Regions from separate parts of the Homo sapiens genome. Here region 2 is linked to region 1. A link is an interaction called in ENCODE POLR2A ChIA-PET data of the cell type or tissue named here. Cell type or tissue: HepG2. All regions are shown on one strand. Each heading gives the region's core, and the rest is flanking DNA. Links, peaks and the distances in the headings are about the cores only.

Region 1 (2,921 bases), core at 243-2,742:
ACTTTCACTATCTCAGCAAGAAGAATGTGGTAGGAGAGCAGGGTGATAATAGGGAGAAGGTCAGCAAAAAAACGTGAGCAAAAGAATCTGTGTCATAATTAAGTTCAAGGGGAGGTACTATGCCTGGATGTGCACGTAGGCCAGATTTATGTTTCTCTCTGCCCAAACATCTCAGTGGAATAAAGAATAACAAGGCAGCATTGCTGCCAACATGTCTTGCCTCCCACCATAGGGCGGTTTTTCTCCTATCTCAGAATTGAACAAATGTACAATCTGGTTTTATACCGAGACATTCAGTTCCCAGGTGCAGGCAGGAGATAGTGGCCTTCCTCTATCTCAAGTGCAAGAGGCTTTCCTCTTTTACTAACCCACGTCAGCACAGACCCTTTATGGGTATCGGGCTGGGGGACGGTCAGGTCTTTCTCATCCCACGAGGCCATATTTCAGACTCTCACATGGGGAGAAACCTTGGACAATATCCGGCTTTCCAGGACAGAGGTCCCTGCAGCTTTCCACAGTGCATTGTGCCCCTGGTTTATTGAGACTAGAGAATGGCGATGACTTTTACCAAGCATACTGCCTGTAAACATTTTGTTAACAAGGCACGTCCTGCACAGCCCTAGACCTTAAACCTTGATTCCAAGGCCGGGCGTGGTGGCTCACGCCTGTAATCTCAGCACTTTGGGAGGCCGAGGCAGGCGAATCATGAGGTCAGGAGATTGAGACCATCCTGGCTAACACGGTGAAACCCCGTCTCTACTAAAAATACAAAAAATTAGCCAGGTGTGGTGGTGGGCGCCTATAGTCCCAGCTACTCGGGAGGCTGAGGCAGGAGAATGGCATGAACCCAGGAGGCGGAGCTTGCAGTGAGCCGAGATGGCGCCACTGCACTCCAGCCTGGGCGACAGAGCGAGACTCCATCTCAAAAAAAAAAAAAAAAAACACCTTCATTCCATACAACACATGTTTTTGTGAGCTCAAGGTTGGGGCAAAGGGGTTGGGGCAAAGTGGCTGGGGCAAAGTTACAGATTAACAGCATCTCAGGGCAAAGCAATTGTTCAGGGTACAGGTCAAGATGAAATTTCTTCTATCTTCCCTTTCTACATAGATACAGTAACAGTCTGATCTCTCTTTTCCCTACACTGTTCTAAGTACTACCCATTCCATTCAGCAATACAGTTAGGGACAGCCCTATGCAGTGCCGCCTATCAGGATCCTCTCTTATATGGGACACTAAGGGGTGGCACTGGCGTGGCACTGTACAGAGAGCTCAGGTGCCCCGGGGAACAGATAAGCTCTCCCAGGGGCCGGGGAGGCTTCCTGGATGGGCTGACCCTTGAGCAGGGAGGGAAGGGTCTGCGGTCACTGGCCACCACCAGCACCTTTGTTCTCCCAAGCCCTGCATCTGGACTCTCTGCAGCCACCACTGGTACGTCAAGGGCTGCAGCCCCACTGCTGGGGAGAACCCACTGCCTGGCATTGACTGGCTCCTGGATGACATTTCCTCCAGAAGGTTAAGTGCAATCTCTGCCTGCCGGGTTCAAGCAACTCTCCTGCCCCATTCTCCCGAGTAGCTGGGATTATAGGCACCCGACACCACACCTGGCTAATTTTTGTATTTTTAGTAGAGATGGGGTTTCATCATGTTGGCCAGGCTGGTCTTGAACTCCTGATATCAAGTAATCCGCCCGACTTGGCCTCCCAAAGTGCTGGGATTACAGGCATGAGCCACTGCACCTGGCCCCCAGCTAATTTTTAAATTTCTCATGAAATCAGAGGCAGCCTGTTGCCCAGGCTGGTCTTGAACTCCTGGCCTCAAGTGATCCTCCCGCCTTGGCTTCCCAAAGTGCTGGGATTACAGGCATGAGCCCCATGCCAGGCTTTGCTTCTTTCTGAAGACCAAGGCACCGCACCTGTACACCTGAATTCCAGGAACAAGAGTGGCTATTCACAATGCTTCCTCTGCAGTAAATACTATGTGTTGTATGTAAGCCTACCAACTTCATGCTGCATTTCAACAGATTTTTGCTTCAATTCTAACACTGACTGGAGCAAAGGTCTCAAAACCCATGCCAGGTTTGGGAACACCAGTCTCCACGTGGCCCACACTGACAGTACCAATACCACCAATTTTGTGGACGTCTGGAGGGGCAGAACCAAGAGCTTGTGAGTTGGTGGTAGGATGTGATCTAGAGCTTCCGAGCAGCGTGGTTCCACAGCATCGCCATCTTTACAGGTGACTTTCCATCCCTTGAGCCAAGGCATGTGAGCTCTTGGCTCCCGCCTGTTGTGACCACTCCAACCAGATATTGGCACAAATACTACTATGTCAGAGTTGTAGCCAATTTCTTAATGTAGGTGCTGATTTCCTTAATGATTTCTCCCATCTCTCCTTTTTTTTTTTTTTTTTTTTTTGAGACGGAGTCTCACTCTGTCCTCTGTCTCCCAGGCTGGAGTGCAGTGGCACGATCTCAGCTCACTGCAACCTCTGCCTCCTGGTTTCAGGCAATTCTCTGCCTCAGCCTCCCAAGTAGCTGGGATTACAGGCACCCGCCACCATGCCCAGCTAATTTTTGTATTTTTAGTAGAGACGGGGTTTCACCATCTTGGTCAGGCTGGTCTTGAACTCCTGACTTCCTAATCCACCCACCTCTGCCTCCCAAACTGCTGGGATTACAGGCGTGAGCCACCACGCCCGGCCCCCATCTCTCCTCTTTAGGGTGGCTCATTGGGATCCATTTTGTTAACACCAACAATTAGTTTCACACCCAGCGTGTAAGACAGAAGGGTGTGCTCACGCGTCTGCCCATTCTTGGAATTACCAGCTTCAAATTCATCAACACCAGCAGCAACAATCAGGACAGCACAATTAGCCTGAGGTCAGGTTTTTGATAAAGTCTCTGCATCCTGGGCCATTGAGG
Region 2 (2,921 bases), core at 167-2,666, 140 kb before region 1:
AATCCCAGTGGGCCCCCCAGCTCACTGAGCCCTCTGAAAGCAGAGCTGGCTGGACAGTGGCTTACACCTGTGATCCCAGCACTTTAGGAGACTGAGGGGGTGGGTCACTTGAGCCCAGGAGTTCAAGACTAGCCTGGGTAACATGGCAAAATCCCATCTCTACCCAAAATACAAAATATTAGCTGGGTGTGGTGGCATGCACCTGTAGTCCCGGCTACTCAGGAGGCTGAGGTGGGAGGATCACCTGAGCCAGGGAGGTTGAGGCTGCTTCGAGCCATGATTGTGCTACTGCACTCCAGCCTGGGGGACACCATGTGGAAAGGAATGTGGGTGACCTCTAGGAGCTGAGAGGGGCCCCAGCAGACCACCAGCAAGGAAACGGGGACCTCAGTCCTATGGATGCAAGGAACCGGATTCTGCCAACAAGAATGAGCTTGGAGACAGATTCCTTCCCCTGCCTCCCGGTGATAGGGCAGCCTGGCTGCCACCTTCCTTCAGCATCTGACACTCTGAGAACAGAACTCAGTCATGCTGGGCCCAGACTTCCAACCTACAGAACCAGGAGCTCATAAATGGGGGCGGTTCTAAACCACAAAGTTTGTGGCACTTTGTTGTGTAGCAGTAGAAGGTAGCTACTGCAATAGATTTGTCTTTTTGTCGATCCACGAGTCCCTTCACAGGCAACACCTGGCAGCCACTAGACATGGGACCAGAGAAGAAAATGGAAGGACCCAAAAGTGACCATGGAGTACCAATCACTGGGATAGATTTCAGAAGGGAATACAGCATCACCTGGCTACACACACACACATACACACACACACCCCACACAGTGATTCTCAGCTGGGTGTGATTTTGCTCCCCCGGGGACATTCTTGGTATGATTATTTTGGGGATTGTTGCTGGCATCTACTAGGCAGAGGACAAGGCTGCTGCTGACCATCCTACAACACACAGGGCACTCCCACAGCAGAGAATTACCCTGCCCGAAATGCCAATAGGGCAGAAGCTGAGGCATCCTGATGAGCGCGCGCACGCCACACGCACGTGGCTGGCCATTATTGAGAAGCAGTATAGCATAAAGGCCAAGTGCATGGGCTTTGGAGCAGACTGTTCAGGATCAAATCCTACAGACCATATGATCTTTAGCAAGGCACTCAAGAGATAACAAAAGCACCCGCCTCCTAGGATGACATGAGTTCATGTGCACAGAGTGCGTAGAACAAGTGAGTCAGCTTACTCAGTGATTACAGGAAGTGTCTACGGGGTTATCCCTGCATCGTAGGAACTGGGGCAATTTTTATTTACTTTTCTATGTTGTCCAAATGTATATAATGGATGTACTTGACTTGTTTAATTGGGGGGAAATGGAGAGAAAAAGATGAGAAACACTCTACAAAACAACTGATCTAGACTCTTCAAAAATATCAAGGTCTTGAAAAACAAAGAAAGGCTGAGGATGGTTCTGGATTAAAGAAGACTGAGGAGAGCTGACACCAGATGTGAAGCGTGGTCCTGGCAGACTGGGACAATCAGAGACATTTGAAAGTGGACTGTACGTTAGATAATAGCATTGCATCACTGTCATCAGGCCTGAATTTGGTACTTGTCTTGTGGTTGCGTAAGAAATGTCATTTTTCTTAGGAGATACATGTTGAAATATTTAAGGGTAAAGGGCTAGGACTTATGTAACTTACTCTCCCGTGGTTCAGAAAATATGTGTGTGTGTATGTGTGTATGTGGGTGCCAGACAGAGAGAGAGAGAGAAAAGGGAGCAAATATTATTGCAGGCCGGGTATGGTGGCTCATGCCTGTAATCCCAGCACTTTGGGAGGCCGAGGCGGGCAGATCACCTGAGGTCGGGAGTTCGAGAACACCCTGACCAACATGGAGAAACCCCGTCTCTACTAAAAATACAAAAATTAGCCAGGTGTGGTGGCGCATGCCTGTAATCCCAGCTACTCGGGAGGCTGAGGCAGGAGAATTGCTTGAACCTGGGAGGCGGAGGTTGCAGTGAGCGCTATTGCACTCCAGCCTGGGCAATAAGAGAGAAACTCCGTCTCAAAAAATATATATATATGTGTATATATATATATATAAATATGTATATATATGTATATATATATATAAATATGTGTATATATATGTATATATATATAAATATGTGTATATATATATATGTATATATATATAAATATGTGTATATATATGTATATATATAAATATGTGTATATATATGTATATATATAAATATGTGTATATATATGTATATATATAAATATGTGTATATATATATAATTGCAAAGTGTTAACTGTCAATGAATCAAAATAAACAGTATATGGATGTTGTTCGTACTTTTCTTGCAACTTTTCTGAAGCTGTCATCATTGTCAAAAAGAAAAACAGAAAGACAGCCGGGCACGGTGGCTCACGCCTGTAATCTCAGAACTTTGAGAGGCCGAGGTGGGCAGATCCCCTGGGATTAGGAGCTCAAGACCAGCCTGGCCAACATGGTGAAACCCCATCTCTACTAAAATACAAAAATTAGCTGGGCATGGTGGTGGGTGCCTGTAATCCCCGCTACTCGGGAGGCTGAGGCGGGAGAATCGTTTGAACCCGGGAGGCAGAGCTTGCAGTGAGCTGAGATCAAGCCACTGCATTCCTGGGCAACAGAATGAGACTCCGTCTCAAAAAAAAAAAGAAAAACAAAATCAAAAAAAGGCCTGTACCCAGCTGTCCTTTATTAGGCACACCATGTGGCCTGGTCCAGTGTTAGGTCCACCACTCCATGACCTGACAGCCCCTGCTGGAGAAGCACCCTGCAGTAGAATCTGTGCATTACAATACTCATTATAATCCCAACAGTGCTCATAATAACAGCGCTCATAATAACCCCAAGTGTTCTCTTCACTATACAGCAG

Evidence for each region. Peaks named below come from ENCODE experiments on the same cell type or tissue, not always from the same donor. Only the 100,000 strongest peaks of a DNase experiment are listed, where the experiment ranks them.
Region 2: POLR2A ChIA-PET joins it to region 1 with 8 read pairs; 11 of 35 experiments call an interaction of 5 or more read pairs at or near these places.

The regions. Positions count from the first base shown.
Region 1 is chr11:65,023,387-65,026,307 of GRCh38, forward strand. All of the region lies in intron 3 of ARL2-SNX15 (ARL2-SNX15 readthrough (NMD candidate)), which reads left to right. It also overlaps the pseudogene EEF1A1P18. Among named protein-coding and RNA genes, the nearest start is that of SNX15, 2.6 kb to the right of the region's middle. In HepG2, for the core only: no CTCF peak of the experiment used is centred there; a DNase peak (open chromatin) is centred at 1,195; H3K4me3 peaks cover 420 bases.
Region 2 is chr11:64,884,592-64,887,512 of GRCh38, forward strand. No RefSeq gene overlaps it. Among named protein-coding and RNA genes, the nearest start is that of MIR192, 5.2 kb to the right of the region's middle. RefSeq lists an enhancer at 2,801-2,921. In HepG2, for the core only: no CTCF peak of the experiment used is centred there; DNase peaks (open chromatin) are centred at 1,190 and 1,618.